Linked DNA regions of Mus musculus: region 1 is linked to region 2. A link is a loop called in an ENCODE intact Hi-C map of the cell type or tissue named here. Cell type or tissue: gastrocnemius. All regions are shown on one strand. Links, peaks and the distances in the headings refer to the core of each region. The heading gives the core; the rest is flanking DNA.

The links. Peaks named below come from ENCODE experiments on the same cell type or tissue, not always from the same donor. Only the 100,000 strongest peaks of a DNase experiment are listed, where the experiment ranks them.
Region 1: it touches region 2 in a loop (2.6-fold over the local background); 2 of 42 quality-filtered maps call a loop at or near these places.

The regions. Positions count from the first base shown.
Region 1 is chr6:136,975,140-136,985,789 of GRCm38, forward strand. Gm30055 (a long non-coding RNA gene) reads left to right here and starts at 5,675. Exons shown (of 3, transcript XR_378077.3): 1 at 5,675-6,507; 2 at 7,281-7,359. In gastrocnemius, for the core only: a CTCF peak has its summit at 5,546 (motif pointing left); a DNase peak (open chromatin) is centred at 8,357; H3K27ac peaks cover 1,177 bases.
Region 2 is chr6:136,915,548-136,926,197 of GRCm38, forward strand. It overlaps Erp27 (endoplasmic reticulum protein 27), which reads right to left and starts at 6,633. Exons shown (of 7, transcript NM_026983.2): 1 at 6,482-6,633; 2 at 6,182-6,282; 3 at 4,323-4,460. The coding sequence starts at 6,575. Arhgdib (Rho, GDP dissociation inhibitor (GDI) beta) reads right to left here. Exons shown (of 6, transcript NM_007486.5): 6 at 8,113-8,779. The coding sequence ends at 8,580. In gastrocnemius, for the core only: a CTCF peak has its summit at 5,236 (motif pointing left); DNase peaks (open chromatin) are centred at 4,150, 5,243 and 8,270; H3K27ac peaks cover 776 bases.

The sequences.
Region 1 (10,650 bases), core at 1,660-9,659, 60 kb after region 2:
CTGTTATTTTTTTTGTTATTGAAGATCAGCCTTAGTGCATGGTGATCTGATAGGATACATGGGACAATTTCAATATTTTTGAATCTGTTGAGGCCTGTTTTGTGACCTATTATGTGGTCAGTTTTGGAGAAGGTACCATGAGGTGCTGAGAAGAAGGTATATCCTTTTGTTTTAGGATAAAATGTTCTGTAGATATCTGTCAGATCCATTTGTTTCATCACTTCTGTTAGTTTCACTGTGTCCCTGTTTAGTTTCTGTTTCCATGATCTGTCCATTGGTGAAAGTGGTGTGTTGAAGTCTCCCACTATTATTGTGTGAGGTGCAATGTGTGCTTTGAGCTTTACTAAAGTTTCTTTAATGAATGTGGCTGCCCTTGTATTTGGCGCATAGATATTCAGAATTGAGAGTTCCTCTTGGAGGATTTTACCTTTGATGAGAACAAAGTGCCCCTCCTTGTCTTTTTTGATGACTTTGGGTTGGAAGTCAATCTTATCAGATATTAGGATGGCTACTCCAGCTTGTTTCTTCATACCATTTGCTTGGAAAATTGTTTTCCAGCCTTTTATTCTGAGGTAGTGTCTATCTTTTTCTCTGAGATGTGTCTCCTGTAAACAGCAAAATGTTGGGTCTTGTTTGTGTAGCCAGTTTGTTAGTCTATGTCTTTTTATTGGGGAGTTGAGACCATTGATGTTAAGAGATATTAAAGAAAAGTAATTGTTGCTTCCTGTTATTTTTGTTGTTAAAGTTGGCATTCTGTTCTTGTGGCTGTCTTCTTTTAGGTTTGTTGAGGGATTACCTTCTTGTTTTTTCTAGGGCATTGTTCCCGTTCTTGTATTGGTTTTTTTCTGTTATTAACCTTTGAAGGGCTGGATTCGTGGAGAGATAATGTGAGAATTTGGTTTTGTCGTGGAATACTTTGGTTTCTCCATCTATGGTAATTGAGAGTTTGGCTGGGTATAGTAGCCTGGGCTGGAATTTGTGTTCTCTTAGTGTCTGTATAACATCTGTCCAGGCTCTTCTGGCTTTCATAGTCTCTGGTGAAAAATCTGGTGTAATTCTGATAGGCTTGCCTTTGTATGTTACTTGACCTTTTTCCCTTACCGCTTTTAGTATTCTATCTTTATTTAGTGCATTTGTTGTTCTGATTATTATGTGTCGGGAGGAATTTCTTTTCTGGTCCAGTCTATTTGGAGTTCTGTAGGCTTCTTGTATGTTCATAGGTATCTCTTTCTTTATATTTGGGAAGTTTTCTTCAATAATTTTGTTGAAGATGTTTGCTGGTCCCTTGAGTTGAAAATCTTCATTCTCATCCACTCCTATTATCCGTAGGTTTGGTCTTCTCATTGTGTCCTGGATTTCCTGGATATTTTGAGTTAGGATCTTTTTGCATTTTCCATTTTCTTTGATTGTTGTGTCCATGTTCTCTATGGAATCTTCTGCACCTGAGATTCTCTCTTCCATCTCTTGTATTCTGTTGCTGATGCTCAAATCTATGGTTCCAGATTTCTTTCCTAGGGTTTCTATCTCCAGTGTTGCCTCACTTTGAGTTTTCTTTATTGTTTCTACTTCCCTTTTTAGGTCTAGTATGGTTTTGTTCATTTCCATCACCTGTTTGTATGTTTTTTCCTCTTTTTCTGTAAGGACTTCTACCTGTTTGATTGTGTTTTCCTGTTTTTCTTTAAGGACTTGTAACTCTTTAGCAGTGTTCTCCTGTATTTCTTTAAGTGAGTTATTAAAGTTCTTCTTGATGTCCTCTACCATCATCATGAGATATGCTTTTAAATCTAGGTCCAGGTTTTCGGGTGTGTTGGGGTGCCCTGGACTGGGCGAAGTGGGAGTGCTGGGTTCTGATGATGGTGAGTGGTCTTGGTTCCTGTTAGTAGGATTCCTACGTTTACCTTTCGCCATCTGGTAATCTCTGGAGTTAGTAGTTATAGTTGACTCTGTTTAGAGATTGTTCTTCTGGTGATTCTGTTACCGTCTCTCAGCAGACCTGGGAGACAGATTCTCTCCTCTGAGTTTCAGTGCTCAGAGCACTCTCTGCTGGCAAGCTCTCTTACAGGGAAGGTGCGCAGATATCTTGTTTTTGGACCTCCTCCTGGTCGAAGAAGAAGGCCCAAAACAGGGCCTCTCTCAGAAGCTGTGTTGCTTTGGCAGTTCCCAGAAGCTGTCAGCTTCTGTGGTGCAGACTCTCACCTGTGCAGACTAAAATCCTAAGTTCCAGGGAGTCCTGGAACCAAGATGGTGACCGCTGCTCCTGAGGCTGAGGCCGTCTCCCGAGCCAGGCGGACACCTGTCCTCTGGTCCGGATGGTGGCCGGTTTTCTGTGGCCCGCTCAGGCTGCTGCCTCAGCGGCTCTGTGCTTCTGCCCGTCCCAGAAGCTGTCCGGTTCTCTGGCGCACCCTCTAACCTGTTCAGACTAATTTCCTAAGTTCTGCTGAGTCCCGGAACCAAGATGGCGACCGCTGCTGCTGAGGCTGAGGCCGCCTCCCAAGCCAGGCGGACACCTGTCCTCTGGTCCGGATGGTGGCCGGTTGTCTGCCGCTCTTTTTCTTATAACAACTGCTTACGTAAGATTAAGTAGTACTTAAGTTAACTCGCACAGTTCAATTTATTAGTTGAATTATTAAGGAGTGTTCCCACTATATTTGTGAACAAGATACAAGTGACTTTAGTTTAAAATCTATTTAGTTGGGCTGGTGAGATGGTTCAGTGGGTAAGAGCACCCGACTGCTCTTCCGAAGGTCTGGAGTTCAAATCCCAGCAACCACATGGTGGCTCACAACCATCTCACAACCATCCGTAACAAGATCTGACTCCCTCTTCTGGAGTGTCTGAAGACAGCTACAGTGTACTTACATATAATAAATAAATAAATCTTTTTTAAAAAATCTACTTAGTTAAACAAAAATATTTCTGTTCAAATATTGTATAATTCCATAAACCTAAATATATACCTACATATATCATAAAATCTTTGGTATCAACTATATTTTTTCTAAATGCTAGTGTTACAGGTTGGCTTATGTTTTATGATAGGAAAAATACATTTAGATCTTTTTGTTTATGAATATAAACAGGGTCCTGAAGTCACTAAACTGAATCAAAGGTAGGCTGTAACCAAGTGTGGCTGTTTCCCCATGAGAAAAGGGATGTAAAAGATACACACACACACACACACACACACACACACACATACACACGCACACACACATGCACACACACTCGCTCAGGCAGGGGAGATGGTCATAAGAGAATGGAGTTTGGTGACAAGCTGCTATGACCAAACAGTGCCTAGGGCAACCAGAAGCAGAAGAGGTTGTTTTTGGGGTGGCCCAGCCTGGTCAGTGCTTGGATTTCATCCTCAAACCTTGCAGACTGGAAGAGAATTTGTTTCCATTGTTTTTCTGCCCATTGGTTGGTGATACATTATCCCTGACATGGGAAGCTAACATCCTGTGTTAGACCTTGACAGACATACAGAGGGTAACATTTCCTCTCCTTCCAGAAGTGGGAGGAGCCTGTTCATGCTGCATATTCTTGCCGGTGCCAGAATTTCAAAGAAGGAAATCAGGTGTGGTTCCTGTATCCACAGCATTGGTACTCTAGTGGAGATAAATATTAAACAAGAATGCACCTGGAACCTCAAAACACCACCTGTGTAGGGTCCGTGATTCTTTGTGGCATAAAAGACCACACATAGATGTAATGGAAAAATAACCAGGTAAACAAGCCATCAGGTCAGGCATCCTGTAAAGAAGGTGTTATGGGGCTGGAAAGATGGCTCAGAGGTTAAGGGTACCAACTGCTCTTCCAGAGGTCTTGAGTTCAATTCCCAGCAACCATATGATGTCGCATAACCATTTATGAGCTCCGATACCCCTTTCTAGTCTGCAGGCATATATATATATTAAAAGAAGGTATTACAGATGGGAATACACCAGGCAAAGAGAGGGCAACACAAAAGCCCAAGGCTGCAGGGAATTGGGCAAGTTAATGCAATTTCGGGGAGGCAGCGAGAGAACACACCGAGGAAGCCTGAGAGACCTATGGGGACAGGGTGCACAGCCCGTTAGCACTTATTCATCCATCGAGAATGGAAACCAGTCAGCAAGTCTATGCTGTGTTACTGTTCTCGTTGCTTTGGCTGCATGAAACAACTTAAAAAAAAAAAAAAGGACTGATTGCGGCTCCTAGTCTGAGCGGACAGTGATCCAGTTCACAATGGAGGGAAAACCACAGGGGCAGGCAGCCGTGGTGGTAGGAGTGAGCGCCTGCTCCCCCTCATTGCTTGTCTTAGCAGAACAGGAAGCAGAGAGCAGACAGGGACGAGGGACAGACCAGATAAACCTCAATGCCTGACCCCAATGGCCCACTTCCTCTGGTGAAGCCCACTTCCTAAAGGTTCCATAACCTTCCAAAACACCAGCCAAAACCCAAGTCAAGTGTTCAAACACAGACGTCAAACCACGATGCCAGGCTAGTCCGAAGCGGTAGACCAGGCTAGTCCGAAGCGGTGGCATGGTTGCTGAGGGTGGTGTATGGGTCCTTCCTGGCTTCCCCCTACTCGGATCTTCCTTCATCCTCAGCCCCCGGGAAGACAGAATTCAAAGTCTCTGTTGTTTAAATCGTCATGAAACACTTGGAGAACAACGGATGGTGAGCATCGGGAGACCCAGGCAACCACAGCTTCAGGGGCTCGCGTTAGAGCAATGAGCGCTGTGTCTTAGGAAGCCCAGGAGTAGAGAGGGAAGGGAAATGGCTAAGGAAACTGTGTCGGTCTGTGGAGGCCTGCAACATCTATAGTCCCCTGACTGTTAGGACAGATAATCTAGGTAGACCTGACTCAAGAACAGGAAAGACGTTTCCCCGGAAGGATCCCATGCACTGCCTGCAGTCTGCATCTTGTAAATATTTCAGCTGCCTTTCCTTTGACAACCTGCCTTGCAGAGCTGAGACCTGCTCAGCCAGCCTTAGTCATGATGTCCAGTCTAGCCTCTGGTTCAATGGGGACTAGTTTCTCGGTTTGCTTACATGCTATTTCTTATGCTTCTCTGGAGGAATAGTCACAGACACACACACACACACACACACACACACACACACCCCACACCCAAACTGGAGAACCCAACAATTTCCAAGAATTAGCTGGAGGGCTAAACATGCAGCCACCAAGAAGCCGAGGCTGGAAGACTGCAACTTCAAGGCAACTCTGAGCTACACAGGAAAGAGGGAGGGAGGAGGAAACAAAGTATTGGAGGGACTGGCTATAGGAGGAAGTCAGAGTGTCCACAGTGGACGGCAATTCAAGCTCTGTGGTTACTCTGAACACTTGTCACCAGGGTGCTCTAGCCAGAGAGTGGACAAGTCACAGGTTGTAGGACCGGGGGCTGCAGATGGGAGGGAAGCCTGAGGAGACCCTGGTCTCTGCGTGTTACTTAAGGCCTTAAACTATTCTTTCAACCATTTCTCTTGGTTCTTTACTCTGTGCTATTTTTAGCAACAATACTAGCTGTTTAAAAGTCCTAAGTTTGACTTAGACTGCCATCTTGTGGATGTTTGGGTTCACAACAAATAACAAAAATGCTAAAACTAAGTCCCTTTCCTCCTCCTCCTCCTCTTCCTCCTCTTCCTTTTCCTCCTCCTCTTCCGTTTCCTCCTCCTCCTCCTCTTCCTTTTCCTCCTCCTCTTCCTTCTCCTTCTCTCCCTCTTCTTCCTCTCCTTCCCTCCCCATCTCCCTCTCCTCTTCCTCTTCCTTCTCCTCCTTCTCTCCCTGTTCCTCCTCTCCTTCCCTCCCCATCTCCTCCCTCTCCTCCTCCCAGCCTCTTCCCTTCCTACAGACTCTCACTGTGTATCCCAGGGTGACTGAAGTTGGATGCTGATTGTGTATTGGGAACCATCCCTCAGCCCCCCCCCCCACACCGAGCATCCTCTTGTCTTTGCTGTCATCTCTTCTCTGTGCCTCATCTTATTGCTGACTTGGAAAGAAAGCACAGCTCATGGATCCTGCTCAGTTGGCCAGATACCAACACTGTGGTGACTGCTTGTTTTCCGTTTTCAGCCTTGAGTGCTTCTATTAGTAAAGTCAGAGCGAGTGATGATGACCTACTACCTCTTCCATTGTCAACATGTCCTAGGAATGTGTGTTCTGATGTCGGGAATGGAACTCAGCCCATTCCATTAGGAAAAACAGGATAGAATGAACTTAAACATAGACCTTCCACAGTGGTCCAGCAATCTCACTACTGGACCCAGAACTAAACTAATTATTCTGTCACAGAGCTGTCTTCCCTCTCTCATCTATCGTGTCGATGTTTCTCTTGGTCCTTTACTCTGTGCTACTTCTGCAAGTAAGACTAGAATGTCACTAGTAAGACTAGAGAAATAAGGAGTGGACCAGTGGGGACTTCAACAGAGGAACACATGTAAAGAAAAAGCGATGGACCAGGCAACAGAGTACCATCCGGCCTTGAAGAGGAGTGCAGGCCCTCATTTGTAACAGCACAGGTGAGCGTGCGTGTACATGTTCAGTGGAATAAGCCATGAACAGAAAGACAAATATTGTGATCTCCACTGTGGAAGGTTGAAAACAAGTCAGACTCACAGGAGCAGAGGGTAGAGTGTTGGCTTCAGAAATCAGCCGGAGGGGTTGGAAAGGTGGTGGATAGACAGATAACTTCAATGAGAGAACAAATAAGTTCAAAGCTCAGTTGTAAACAGTGGTGACAAATGTTAACACAAATATATTGCCTTTGAAAAATTACTGGCTTTCAATATTTTTACCACTCACAACATAAGTACGTGGGGTAATACATTTGTTAAGCATTTCATTGAGCCATTCCACAGTGTCTGTGTCCGAGTGTGTGTGGTGTGTGTGTGTGTGTGTGTGTGTGTGTGTGTAGTACCACCTGTCAATTTTACAAACATGCAGGCAGCTAGGTATAGTGGTTCACATCTAAATCCCAGTATTCAGGATGTGGAGGCAGAAGGATTCAGAATTCAAGGCCAGTCTGCCTACATGAGACCTTGTCTTAAAAAAAAAAAAAGGGAAAGGAAGACTGGGGGGGGGGGCAGAAATAGGAAGGGTGGATGGATGAATAAAAAGATGATAGATAGATAGATAGATAGATAGATAGATAGATAGATAGATAGATAATAAATAGATAATAGACAATCAGTCAGTCAGACAGACAGATAATGAATGGGTGAATGCCTAACAAAGCGTTGAATGTCTAAGCCCTCAATCTCTTATGCCTTATTGATTAGGGAATATTTTTAAGATCTCTTCCAAGATATTCAGTAGAATACAGAACGTAAGAAGCCTAAACGTTTCCGGAGACCAATAGAAGATGGAACTTGGTGAGTTTGAGAGGAACCAGATATAGTGTTGTGGGGACAGCACGGGCTTCTTGCTGGGGGCCATCTGAAAGCTGTGACCATTGTGAACTTGGAGCCAACCCAAAAGACACGGTTTGCCTGTGGTGTTTCAGAAGGAAGGCTGGCCTCTGAAGCATCACCTCTGGTTTTTAATGTCATCTAAAAGCCTGCTCGAATGCTCATTGCTAGATCTCTTTGAGAGGGGTCACTTCAGACACCCACAAGGTGTGCCTGGGTCCAAAGGACATGCGGGTGAGTGCTTTTCTCTGTGCTCGCCGACACTCCTCAGTGTTCAGAGATGTTGCTGGTGTGGACTTTGGTTCTTTCCAGATTTGTGGTAACTGTAAGGTCTCTTGGTCTCTCTCTCTCTCTCTTTTTTAAATGGGACACAAAGTTAATGAGGCTTACTCGACATGAATTGCTAACAGTTGAAGTAATGGCCAATGCACAAGAAAGTTAATATAGAATATTAATCCCCATGAGTCGAGATGATCACTGTTAATTAGCAACTTGGGTGTGCTTGTCATATTAGGAAAAGAAAGTGGATCGGACGTGCCTTGGTCCCTACAGACCTTTAGTCTCTAAGTTTATACCACTTTTCTCACGCACAGTGTGTTTGTTTGTTGTGTGTGTTCCCTGTTAGAATAGTAGTTCCTTAAAGACACTGTATTAGCTTCTCTGCTGTAGCTGTGCTAAAAATACCACTAAAAAAAAGCAGCTTAGAGGGGAGAGAATTTCTTAGGCTTATGGTTCCAGAGACACAAATTTCATCATAGCAGGCAAGGAATAGCAGTAGATCGCAGAGTTCGAGGCTGGCCTAGCAGTCAGAAAACATCGATAGCACATTTCATCCACACACAGGAAGTGGTGAAAGTAAGCAGGAGGTGAGGTCAGGCTGTAAAGCCCACCCATGGTGACCTCTGACCTCCAGCAAAGCTCAGCTGCCTAAATGGCCCACAGCCTCCTGGCGCAGTACCATCTGCAGGGGATCAAGTGCTCGGATCCTCGAATGACCCCCCACTGAGCAGAACCCACACATTGATTGTTCTACGCACAAGCATCTTACCACCTAAAAAGGCAGCAGGAAACAGAATGAACCCAAGAGACACTTCTTGGGTCTCTTGGGTCAATAAATGAACAGACAATTGTTTTTATGTATGGCTAATGACAAGAGTCATTATGCTGTCAGTAGAGTTCCTCTCTCCAGCCAAGGAGACCTGCAACTTTGTTACAAAGTTAAAATTTCTGTAAACCATAGTTTTTAGTAGAATATCTTCTGGGGCTTTAGAAAAATCTATTTTAGTTTACATGGAAGATCGTCTCAGAAGATACAGCACTCATTTATTAAGCCACAGAAAGTCTTCTCCAAGTCAGTGTGTGCTTGGCTCTGTGATGCTGGAGGTAGGGCCACTGAAAGTATCTGTTGGGTTCCCTTAGGCCTCTCTGGGTGGACCCTGGAGGCTGACGTCCTTGTTCTTGTCAGCATCCTAGCAACAGATTCCCTGTTCCATTATGGGAGGCTGGTGGCTGCCCCTCCTGTTCTTTCTTGCCTCCCCACTAAAGCCTTAACTATGGCTGTCAGTAAGCTTTCCTCTGAGCAGATAGGGTGTGTATCCAGCTCCTCTAGGCCCTTCCAACCCACATTCCCATCAGTTCTGCTTCGCTAGAGTGCACATTACATCTGGAGTCACCTCTGTATTCCTCAGGGTCCCTCCTCTGCATCCTCACCCCTGTTCTCAATTCTTATTCATTCACTGTGATTAACGTGTGATAGTTCCCTGAACTAGAATCCGATGTTTAAAAATGCCCTTCAAAGCCCCGATTCTATAGCTACACATGCCTCTATGAATTGTATACTTCATAGCTCTAATAACTTGCTGCAGACATTCAGGGCTTGTTTTAATTTAAAGTACAATTTTATGATTATAAAGTATTTTTCTAATGATGATTTAAACTCATGAGCCAAATAGGAATAAATTTAGAATGTCAATACTATATTGCTATGTATCCTTTTAAAAATATTATTTATTCTTTGTGAATTTTACATTATGCACCCCAGTCCCACTCAGCAGGTGGGCTTCTGGGTGGCTGCATATCAATTTTAACACATTGAAATTGGATTAATGTTCTTTTAAAAGAAATATTTGTCTTTATTTTATGTGTATGTGTTTTGCCTATCTCTATGTCTGTATACAAGTTTCATACAGTGTCTGAGGAGGTCAGAATAGGGCGTCAGATACACTAGAAGTAGAGTTATAGATGATTGGAAGCTGATCTGTGGGTGTGGGAAATGAACCTAGATCCTCTGGAAGAGCAACCAGTGCTCTTAAACACCAAGCCCTTTTCTCCAGCCATATATATGTATATGTATGTGCATGTAATTGTACATGTATATATATTTAACCTATTCCTTTTTTAAAAATGTACCCCCTTCCAAGGAAATGATCCACCCTTCAGTGATTCATAAATGACTCGTGAACTTGAAGAGTACACCTTTCTATAATATTGAGGTGGAGAAATATTTTCTATAGGTTGAGAATTCTATCCCCATACAGGAGTAACAGTTAGTTGCCAGGTCACGCCCTGATTCTCCACTGGGGTGGCCAGAGCACTGCCTGGCATGCCACCAGAGAAGGCAGGGCAGAGTCCATAAGGGGTGGTCCACAATCCCCGTTTTCCTTCACCAGACTAGAAGGAGAAACAGTAGGATCTGGGATGAAGGCTGTGTTTCCCAGTTTCCTGTGTACCTGGATGTCGCTGTCATATTGCTGGGAGTCGAGAATGGGGGTCCCTGATCTATGCTCCCTCTCAAGGCATCCATGTTGCTGGGGGCAGGAAGGGGAAGGCAGAGTTCGAGATGTGGGCGGGGCACGGTTTGAATCCACGTGAGGGCGTGAGCATGGAGGGGCCTGAAGACAGAAGGCTTTCTCCAGGGGATTTCGACATGGCTCATTATGATGAAGAGACGATTCTTGCTTGTTCAGACTGCTTTATTTGACCCAGGAAGAGCAGCTCATTGGCTGAATGCGAGGGGCCCTATCTAGATACCTCATTATTATGGAGAACTCCCCGTGTTTATGCTACACAACCCAGTGTCCAGGGACCTCAGTGGGAGTCATGGTTACAGGATCCAGAGCAGGTAGAGGTAGGCAGGGAGCGGCTGAGATTCCCCGGGTTTGAGCTCATTCAACCTTACCATTTATTATGCCTGTCTGGTAACAAGGTCCCACATGCCCTACATTTAGTCATTTAAAAAATATTTTTCCTTATATG
Region 2 (10,650 bases), core at 1,343-9,342:
CAAAAGCCATTGAGTGTTCAGAGCCCTCTATTCTGTGGGAAGTTTGGGAGAGAATGCTGAGAGCAATGGAGATGTTGGAGGCCCGACTTGTGAAGTTTTGAGGCACGTCTGAGAGTGCTTCATGTGATATTTTAAATCAAGACTACAGACTTCTGGCCAACTGGGGCTAGAGAGTCAGCTGCTGTCAAGAAGAGACCGGCATCACTGAGGTGAAATCTTCTGGGAATACTCCCTCAGGGTTATCACCCAGAAGCTGTGGTTAAGAGGGGCCCAGGCTGCATCTTATGCTGGCAGCCAGACCCCATGATGTATGAGTCTGCCTCGTGTTACTGATTTTGGCAGCATGAAAGGGTCATGCAGTGCTGTTGAACCTTGGCGAAAAGTGACAAAGTTAAAGTCCCTCAAGAGAGTCCAGGAAAGGCCATGGTGAAGATTCAGTCTCAGCTGCAGTGGAGACCCCAGCATATTTTCGATGCCAGGACTGGGTGATGACCAGCAAGTATTATGAGACAATATGAGTCTCCTGGGCGAGCCATGCGTGCTATGACAGGGACGGATGCATAAATGACAGAGCCACAGTGAATGCTTGCCAGGCCCTCTGGAGCCCAGAAGACTGAGTGCCAGACACTGGGCAATGAGTTACTGACAATGTTGAAGGGCTTTTGCTTCGATTTGATTAGGGCTGTGCCCTGGTTCTCACCTCTTGGAATAAGAAAATGTTTAACTTTTAAATATTATTTCTTCCACAGAACTTTGGAGTATTAGAAGGACTTTGGTTATTTTAGACTTTGAACTTTTAAAGAGGCTTTGGATATTTTAAAGAGACTGCACTCTTGAAGTGTTTGAAATTTTAAAGGCTGTGGGACTTTAAAAGTTATTTATGTTTTATTTTGCAATGTTAGCATTGATATGAGATTTGGGAGATGAACAATAACCCCAAGAGTGATACATTTATGTGTCTAGTTGACAAGGAGTCAGTTTTACTGGTTCATTTTTTGCCAACTTGACACGAGCTAGAGTTGTTTGGACAGATGGCTCCTTAAGGCCAGCGTATAGGCAAGACTGTCAGGCAGTTTCTCGATTAATAGTTGATGTGGGAAGGCCTAGACCACTGTGGGCGTTTCCTCTTTCAGGGTGGTGGTCCCGAGTTGTATAAGAAAGCAAGGTGAGCAAGCAAGCATGGAAAGTAATCCATTAAACAGCACCGTCCATGGCTTCTGTTCCGGTTCCTGCCTCCAGGTTCCTGCCTCGAGCCTACCCCAACTGCTGTACTGTAATATAAAAGTCGAAGGTGATACAAACCCTTTCCCAAGTTACTTTTGGTCATAGTGCTTCACCACACAATAGAAAGCCCAACGAATAGAAAGCTGTGGTTTCACACACACGGCTTTTACAGGCCCAATCACAATGAGCCAGTGTTCTTTTACTCGACCATTATGTCCTATTATCTTTACAAATATTCGTACTCTTGTGAGTCCAGTAACCCTAAATTCTGAAAATTTGCTACCACACTATATAATATCTAAATTAGATTCTGATATATAACCCCTGGACTTGATATATCAATACCAGGGGTTTAGGGAAATGGTTTGGGATAAAGTTTTGAAACGGAGACTTCAGAATAAGGAACATTAAATAAATACAGCCTAGTGTAAAAATAGAGATTTTCTTCTGGGGCTAGAGAAATGGTTCAGTGGTTAAGGGTGCTTGGAACCCCTGTAGAATATCTGAATTCAGGTCTCAGTACCCACTACAGATGGTTCACAGCTGCCTGTAACTCCAGCTCCGGCGGGTCTGACACTGTTTTCCGGCCTTTGTAGCACTCAAAAGAACATACAGAGACACGGACACACAGAGACACATGTGTGAATGCAAACAAATCATTACTAGAGCTTTAAGAGGACTGTCCTTGAGTGCTCTAGAGAGCCGCTGTAATGCAGTAGACAGGGGACGCGGAGTACGGAGTCAGGCGCTACCTGACGGTTGTGAAACTCTGGCGAGTTGCTTCAATCTACCTGATGCTTATTCAGTATTGAAAATTCATGGCTCATAGTCTCTCTTCATATTTTGTGAGAACTATAATAATGGCTATCATAGATTAGACACATACACACAGATAGGCAGATGGACAAACAGACAGACAAACACACACACACACACACACACACACACTCACACACACACACACACACACACCAAACTGCAGAAAAAAAATAAGCAAACTGTGGAAAACTGAAAATGATAAAATGTGGATCTAAGTTGAAAGCCTTTCCCAGAAAGTTTGCCATAGGCTTCTGTTCCCCAATGTAAAATAAAATGGTTCCCCCCCCCCCCCCCGTTTCCCTTTGTTACAGTTACTCTGAACTCCTGAAGGATAATCTTATTAACATATGTAGCCAACCTTTGGAAATGTAAACTGAGAAATGTGTTTATGTAACAGTTGGCCTTTCCAGCCTTTCCAAGCACTGCCAAGGAGGTGGCACAAAACCAGCCTGTTTATTTTCTGGCATGGCACATAAATTTTGTCCACCAAAGTTCCAAGACTTCACTCAAAGTAGGGCTGTCACTAGTGGTCGACATAAACCAGATGCTAAGGAAGGGGGCAGAGCCCAAAAGAGCCACCAACAGGGCTTTATAAAGGATACATTGTAAGCAAAGTTTACACTACCAGCAGGATTGCTCGGCTCTTTTGTGTGTGTGTGTGGGGGGGGGCTTGAACCTGTGGTCCTCTTGCCTTAGACTCCTGACTGCTGGGCTCACAGGGCTGAATCTCCTAGCTTGGCATAGCACCTTTTCTATTACTTCTATTGCTACTTCTCCACTATAAATTCTTTATGTCTATTTAAGTATATATGGGTGGATATTTTGCCTACGGGTCAGTCTGTGACCCACCTGTGTGCTTCATGTTTGAGAAGGCCAGAAGATGCAGTCAGATCCGGATCTGAAGTTGAGAGATGCAATGTGGCTACTGGGAATGAAACCCAGGCTCTCTGCAAGACGTCCAGCACTCTTAGCCTCTAGGCTGTCTCTCCAGCCACTGCAGACCTTCACTAAGCGTCACGAAGTCCATTTTGCTTAGCTAGCAAGGTCTCTCACTTCGCATACCTTTTTCCTAATAGTCCATCTTATTCTTTGTTTCCAAAATAACCTTGCTAAAGCTCACTCCTGTCCATGCTGCTTTACTGATCCAAAGGCTTTCCAAATACCAATCAAGTTAAGTGCAAATCTAAGGCGCTGGTACTGTGGTTTTAGCACAAATGTGGTTCTAATAAACCCTCCCTCTCTTCTATGCCTTTCCCTGTACCCTGTGCCTTGGGGTCACGTTGGCATCGTTGATTCTTAAGTACATTTAGTTTTTCTCCTTTGGCCATGATCCTTCTTTAGAGTACCCTAGTTTCTCTAACATACACTTCCCAGTTTAGCTGTCCCCTTTGTATTGTTTATATATATATATATATATTCACACTATTTCCACTCCTGTAACACCTTACCTATTGTGGCGTTCTGTATTAGATTATAATCTTCACTCTGATGTAAGATCTATGAGAGCAGACAGTATATTCAATATGTTTTTATCACAAGCTCCTTCCACGTAAGAGCTGTCTAATAAAATGTTTGATAAACTTAAGTCAAATGCTCAGCATATGAACAGATAAAATTATGGGGCCGGGCATGTAGCTCAGTTGATGGTGCGATTACCTAAAGCACATGAAGCCCTGGGTTTGATTCTCCGGCGCTGCGTAGGTGGGGCACACCTGTAATCTCAGTAATTTAGGAAGTGGAGGATAAGAAGTTTAAGGTAATCTTCATCTATGAATCGAGTAGCCATCCTGAGCTACATCAAACCTCATTATATATGTGTATATATATATGCACATGTATGTATGATATATATCATAAAACTCCTGGTCTCTGTCTGTCTATCTGTCTGTCACACCATCCCTGGTGTGTGTGTGTGTGTGTGTGTGTGTGTGTGTGTGTGTGTGTGTATGTGTGTGCACTTCCCTATTTAACATGACCTTGGAGATAATACGGTCAGACCTTTTATTCTATAGCTATAAGAAGCTAATACACACTAAACAGCTGACCCACTCCGTTTCTCTGGCAAGGGACCAAGCAGCACCTTTACTGCCCCATCTTGGCTCTCAGTTCCTGTTCTCTGCAAGCCGCATCCCCACCTGCTTTGCCAGCCTGAACTGAGTCACTCTCCTGGTCAACAATGTCCCTGAACTTGGCACCAACGTTAGTGTCAAAGACAAAGAGTTCTTTCCCATCTCACAAGGGAAAACTAGAGGAAGGCTGGAGCTGCCAGCCCGTCTTACCAGTCGAAAGAGGCAGATGCTGTTGCTGGTGACATTGTAATGGGTCAGGACCTCAGAATGGTTGCTGATTCCAAACGATACATCTTGGAACTGTCGTGCCATGCTCCGGAACACAGACACGATCGGTATTTCTAAATCCTAAAGACAAAACAAAGCAAACAAGTGAAGAGACATAGAAGGAAGAAAGATATGCTCATGCCAGACGTTATCCTTACACATGCAGGCTATACTTGCAGTGTCATTTTTGAGTGTCCCAGGCTCTGTGAGAATATTGGTTATTATCAAAATTGTGTGGGCTAGTCGTACAGCCTGAATTCTACCTGTAGCTGAGGGATGCCTTGGTGTCCAGAGGTCTGTGAAGATGGACGATATAGCCATTCAAGCACCCAGAGAAGCAAATGTTTTGGGAACAATTTGTGGAGGAACAGGAAGATGTAACATAAAGGAGCAGGGGCTTAGCATGGTCCTCAGGAGATGTGCAGGAGCTGAGGTCATGTCCCCCCCTTCCAGGGATCCTTTCAGGCTTGCGCATGAGGGTACTTAATGGCCTGTGCACCTGTTGTACCCCAGGCCCGCAGTTAGGAAGCTGGGAGTCCAGTCATTAGTGATGGCCTCTCTCCTCCCACGGACACTACCACTGTAGTCCTTGCTGTGTCAGGACGGCTGTCCACAGAAGCTCCAGGAAGTACACAAGAGTAAACCTACATCTCACTGAGCTAAAGGCCATGTGAAAGGAGAAGGGACGGTTGCTACTCTCGAGTCTGGGATCACAAGACAGAACTGGAGACTCGCTCTTTTGAAAGGAAGAGGGCATTCACTTAGAAGCTGTGGACATTTGTTGGAGGGCTCCCTGGTTTGTAATCTGGGCTTTGGAATTGAATTGCTCAAGGACCCGATGGCTCCATCTGGTGGTCTCTTGTGTTACTACACCCTTCTCATTCTTTGCTCTTTCCTTTCTGAAACTCAGTCCCTTAGCACCAAAACCGGACTCCTGCTGGCACCCCATCTCAGCCATTTCCAGCTGTGTACACGGAATGGACAGGGTGACTGTGGGTTGGAATCAAGGGATGGAAGTAGACAAGAATGTCTGAAGAACGGCTGGATTAGCTGTGAGGATTGCCATCTGCTATTAGCAGAGCGAGAGGGAAAGGCTGGGATGAGACCCTCTTGTGTGTGACTGTCTACGTGTTAGCCTACAGCCAATGAGGAAGCTGTCAGTTATCCTGTCACCTTCTTCAGTATTCGGAGAAGGCGAGAAAGACGAGTGAAGGCCTCCCTATTTTTTTTTTTTTTTTAGCACATCCTGTGAAAAGTGTTTCCAGGTTTTATTGGTTTGGCCTGAGTGTGTGGCATAGTCCTTTTAGACCACTACTCAGGAGGCTGAGGCAGGAGGATTGTCCATGTGAGAGAAGCACAGGCTACACTGCAAGTTCTAGGCTGGCCTTAGTTTTGAGACCCTATCTTGAATAATAAATTAATGAATAAACGAATAAAATTTAAAAGTGCCTCTACTTTCCCTTCCGCCTGTGAGCAGGGTTCTATGGGTCCAGACTCAGGGAGTTTAGGGCATTTAGGACAACGATGAGATTTGACTGACTCCCTGCTGACACCTGCTTTCTTTCAAAGTGTCCACAGGTAAGGAGATTCAGCCATGAGACTCAGAGACCCTGAAGCAAGCGAGTGAAAGACCTCATGCGGAGGGCAGACAGCTTTGAAACAAAAGAACCTTGGATGATAATCTGAAAGCAGAGTGTGTGCCCTCTCACTCCCAAATGTCACTAGCCCAACAGGCCCCTGGATTGACTACCTTAAAGCCAAGATGCCCGATTATGGGTATGCAGGTGGGGTGTATCACAAACCTGGAAGAAGCCTATGACTGCCACTTCAGCAGCAGCGATGAGTTCCACGGTGGCTGGGACGTCTGTGAGCCATATGGGTTCCTGGGTAGTGCTGAGACCATCTGCAGTGAGAGGAGAGGAAGTGTGGGCAATATGCATCTTAACCCAGAAGCGTCTGGAAAATTTCTAGTTTGGAATGAAAGCACGCATGGTATTTTCTCGAGTCCCTGTCCCTGTCTTTTCCTCATGGCAGCTTCACTGTGGCCACACCACTGCCCCACCCCCACCCCTTTTTTCTTTTTCTATTTTTCTTTCTTTTACCCGTGGCTTCTTCCACATCTGCTGTAACCTCTGGAACCAGCCCACACACGAGGACAAACGAGAGGATTAGGCATCTAGACCTGGTGATTTTCATTGTTGCTCTCTGGTGCCCACTGTAGATGTTGAGAGTGGGTGCCAATCCAGGACAGGCTGGTGAACTGAAGTGGTTGTGTGTTATAAGAGCTCTGGGAACCTTGCAGCTGACTCCAGGGGGGAACTTTCACCTTCTGTGATAAGTGGCTCACAGTGGAAGAGCTCTGGAACATATCCAGCCAGAAGGAAGTCGGGTCCGTTCATTTAAATAATAAAAAAAAATATGTAGGTACTCTATGCGGCTTATTGATTTAAGCAGTCTATAAATATGGCTGTGAGCTGACCCAGTGCCTCTCAGCTTACGTTTGTTTTTGTTTGTTTGTTTGATTGGTTGGTTTTGGTTTTTTGAGACAGGGTTTCTCTGTGTAGCCCTGGCTGTCCTGGAATTCACTCTGTAGACCAGGCTGTCCTCAAACTCAGAAATCTGCCTGCCTCTGTCTCCCAAGTGCTGGGATTAAAGGCGTGCGCCACCACTGCCCAGCTCAGCTTACATTCTTGATGGGAGAGGTGAACACAAAAATCCATGATTTAAACATGTATCAGAGAGTGGTAAAACACAGAAAAATTCATAGGCTGCTGTGAGAGACACGGGGAACTCTTAGGGCCATGTGGGATTTGATGGAGGATGTCTGCCTCGAAGTCGCTACAGACAGAGGCCTGGGCGAATAGGCTCTGGGCATCAAAATGTGGAACGGACTTGTGTTGCTTTTCCCTGCTGTGAGAAAATATTTTAAGTGACCAGAGCAACCTAAAGAAGGTGGGGTTTATTTTGGTTCCCAGTTTGAGGGTGCAGTCAATCACAGCAAGGAAGGCACCCGGCAGGGAGGAAGGCACCCTGCAGGAGATCGAGACGGCTGGTCACACTATACCCACAGTTAGGAATGATGATGAGGGATGGTGGTGTTCAGCCTGCTTTCTCCATTGTAATATGTCCCGGCACGGAAGGACACCACCCATAGGTAGGGTGAGTCTTCCCACCTCCATGAACCTAATTTAGAAACTCCCTCACAAGCAGGCCTCGGGGGCTCTTCTCCTAGGTGGCTCTAGAGTCTGTCAAGCTGATGATCACTATTAACCAATCACAAGGGATTTAACGGGGAAGAGCCAAAAATCTAGAGGTGAAAACAGAATGTGAAAGAACTTTAGTCACTGAGAATCATGGGAAGGAAGAGAGTGATCCGTGTGGAGACCATCTTGCGATAGGCCTTTATGTGACGTAATACAATGAAGTAGCGTTGACGCTTCCACTTCTTCATCAGTAGATGTTGGGAGCCCACGAAGCAGGAGACAGCCTGATTTGACCCACGAGTCAAGGCTAAGAAGAGGTTTCTACAGGCAGTGGGGTGTTCATCTCAATCTTAGATGAGGCCATTCTAAGAAAATATTACACAATCAATGAGATTTAGAATGTTCATCCTCTGTATTATTAACATTCACTGACCATTATATTGTGACAACCCGTTGGCAAAGACATACATATCCCCTGTACCATGGCTCTCATCCATACGCCCATGCATAAGACAACTCACAATGTGGGCTTTCTGGTACCATATTTATTTAAGGGCAAAGGAAAGCAAATGAGGTTCTCAGTCACACACACAACGATTTTATTCTTTTCCTTTGGTGTTGTTTACAGTGTCTCCCACAAAAGGAGAGCTCCCCTTGGCAGAGAAGACAACGGGGTTCATCGAACCGGAAGAACCCAGTGGCAAGAATAAACTTCTGAACAGAAGGCCAAGGAGGCGTCAGCCGGAGCTTGCCCATTTCTTGACCTTCAGGACTCAAGGTGGGAGAAGCCAGGGTTTTAAGTCTCATTTGCAGGGAACACTCTGAGAGATGGGGTAAGATAAAACATATTGGTGATGAAATGTGTGTGTGTGTGTGTGTGACAGAGAAAGGGCCTAGCTAGGAACAGGGAGGGAGGAGGGAGTTTGTGATGATCAACATGGTCGGGAGAACTCTTCTGGTGGGTGAGGAAGGTGACAGGAGGGACGGACAGACGCACTCATTCTGTCCAATCCTTCTTAATGGCCAGGTTCCATTCCCAGGTGAGGTGGTCCTGTTTGTCGTCATCCGTGAAGAAGGACTTGTTGTGGTAAGTGCCTCGGGCCAGCATGCCCTTGGGAGCTTCCTCTACTGGAGTGAGGAATTCGTACTCCTCTGGTCGGGGCCCATAGCTGCCAACCATGAATGTGGCTTTATCCACTGGGAAGAAAGAAAGGGCTATTAGTGTGAGAGTCTGGTGTCAGAAAAGAAACTAAAAATGGGAGAGCCTGGTACGCAGCTCACATGGGCAGAAGCTGAAGCAAGTGTCCAAGCCTGGCCGAACATCTCTCTCTCTCTCTCTCTTTCTTTCTTTCTCCGTTTCTTTCCTTTTTATAACTAAGCCAGGTGTGCACAATTCCATTTGTAGTATCAGGGAAGCTAAGGTACGAACAAGTTTAAGACCAGGTCGAGCTGCATGCACACACAGGAGACCTTGTCTCAGAGCCCAAACAGTCCCTCCAGACAGATATACTAAAGCATCCTTAAGACCCCAAATTCCTTTGAAAAATGTGACTCATTTTGCCCCTCACTCCCCATACTTGGGGGGTGGAGTTTCAGTAAAAGTGTCAGAGTTGATTCTGATTATTAAGCCATAGTATGGCGTGACTTAAGTCGGTGGGCCTGAAATCTCTTTCCAGAGATGTAGCAGATTGCACCGTTAAAAACTGACAGAGGACAGTCAGGTAGGCAAACAAGTTGAGAGACCTACATTCTGACCCCAGGTTTGAAGCAGTTCAAGATTGGCAGCTTGCAGGGCGTTCTTTCTTTCTCTATATTACAGACTTCAATGTCATTCTATGAATGTCTTAGTTAGAGAGAGGGTCACTGTGACATCTGGGGATCAGGATATATAGAATTTAGGAATCTGAATGTTAGGTGAGAGGGGAGATCAGCAAATTGGTCAAAAGTTTAAAAAAAAACAGAGAATTTGGTACATGAGGTCAACCAACTGTACTTACGAGGGAGGGGAACGCTGGGGTGTGAATTCAGAACAGCTGGGGTTTAAATGGCACAGAGAGCTGGGAGGCGGGTACAGCTACCCTTCTAACTGCTGCACACTTTAGAGGGACAACTGCACACATGCCAGGGGCTGCTCGCTGACGTGAGTCAGCGCTGCCTCTGGGCTGGGAGGAAGTAGGAAACTGAGCTGGGTTTTCACCCGAGCAGACACTAGCAAGGCCAACAGTGTGTCTCAGGCCCCCAATCGTCTCTGGAATTTGATAGACTGGTTCCCATGTCCTGCAATCACATCAAATCATAACTTCCCTTGGCTCTTCTGTGGCTTTGGGGACTGGGCTCTGTCATATTGTTCCCGCATCTGGCACAGAGAGTAAGAAGGCCAGGGAGGACTGTGGGATTGTTTGGGTTACCTTCCTGCCCAAGATACGTCCAGAATGACATCAGAAAGAATATGCGGTTAGTTATATACTTCAATTACACTGCTTTTTCTCAGGCCTAGAGAGAGATGTTCCTCTTTTCTTTTTTCTTTCTTTCTTTCTTTCTTTTTTTTTTTTTTTTTTTTGAGACAGGGTTTCTCTGTGTAGCCCTGGCTGTCCTGGAACACACTTTGTAGATCAGGCTGACCTCGAACTCAGAAATCCGCCTGCCTCTGCCTCCCAAGTGCTGGGATTAAAGGCGTGTGCCACCACTGCCCGGCTCCTCATTTCTTTGTTAAGAGACAAGAGCACTGTCTCTCTGCCTCTCCTCCATGTTGCACCCCTGATGCTCACCTCAACACATTACCTCCCTGCTCCTCCCGCTCCCGTGGAACTCCTGATACTCACCCCTAGGACACAATCCCAGGGCTCCCAGTTCTTGTTTTTCTGATGTGGTTTCACACTGTGAACTGCTCTCACTTTTGAATATCTGGTGTATGTGTGTGTGTGTGTGTGTGTGTGCACATAGTACGCATGTGTGCAGGCCAGAAGTTGGCCTCAGGTGTTCTTCCCAGGCACTAGCCACCTTGGTATTGTTTGTTTTGTTTTTTTGAGACAGGCCCTTTTCACTGGCCCTGAACTCACCAATTAGTC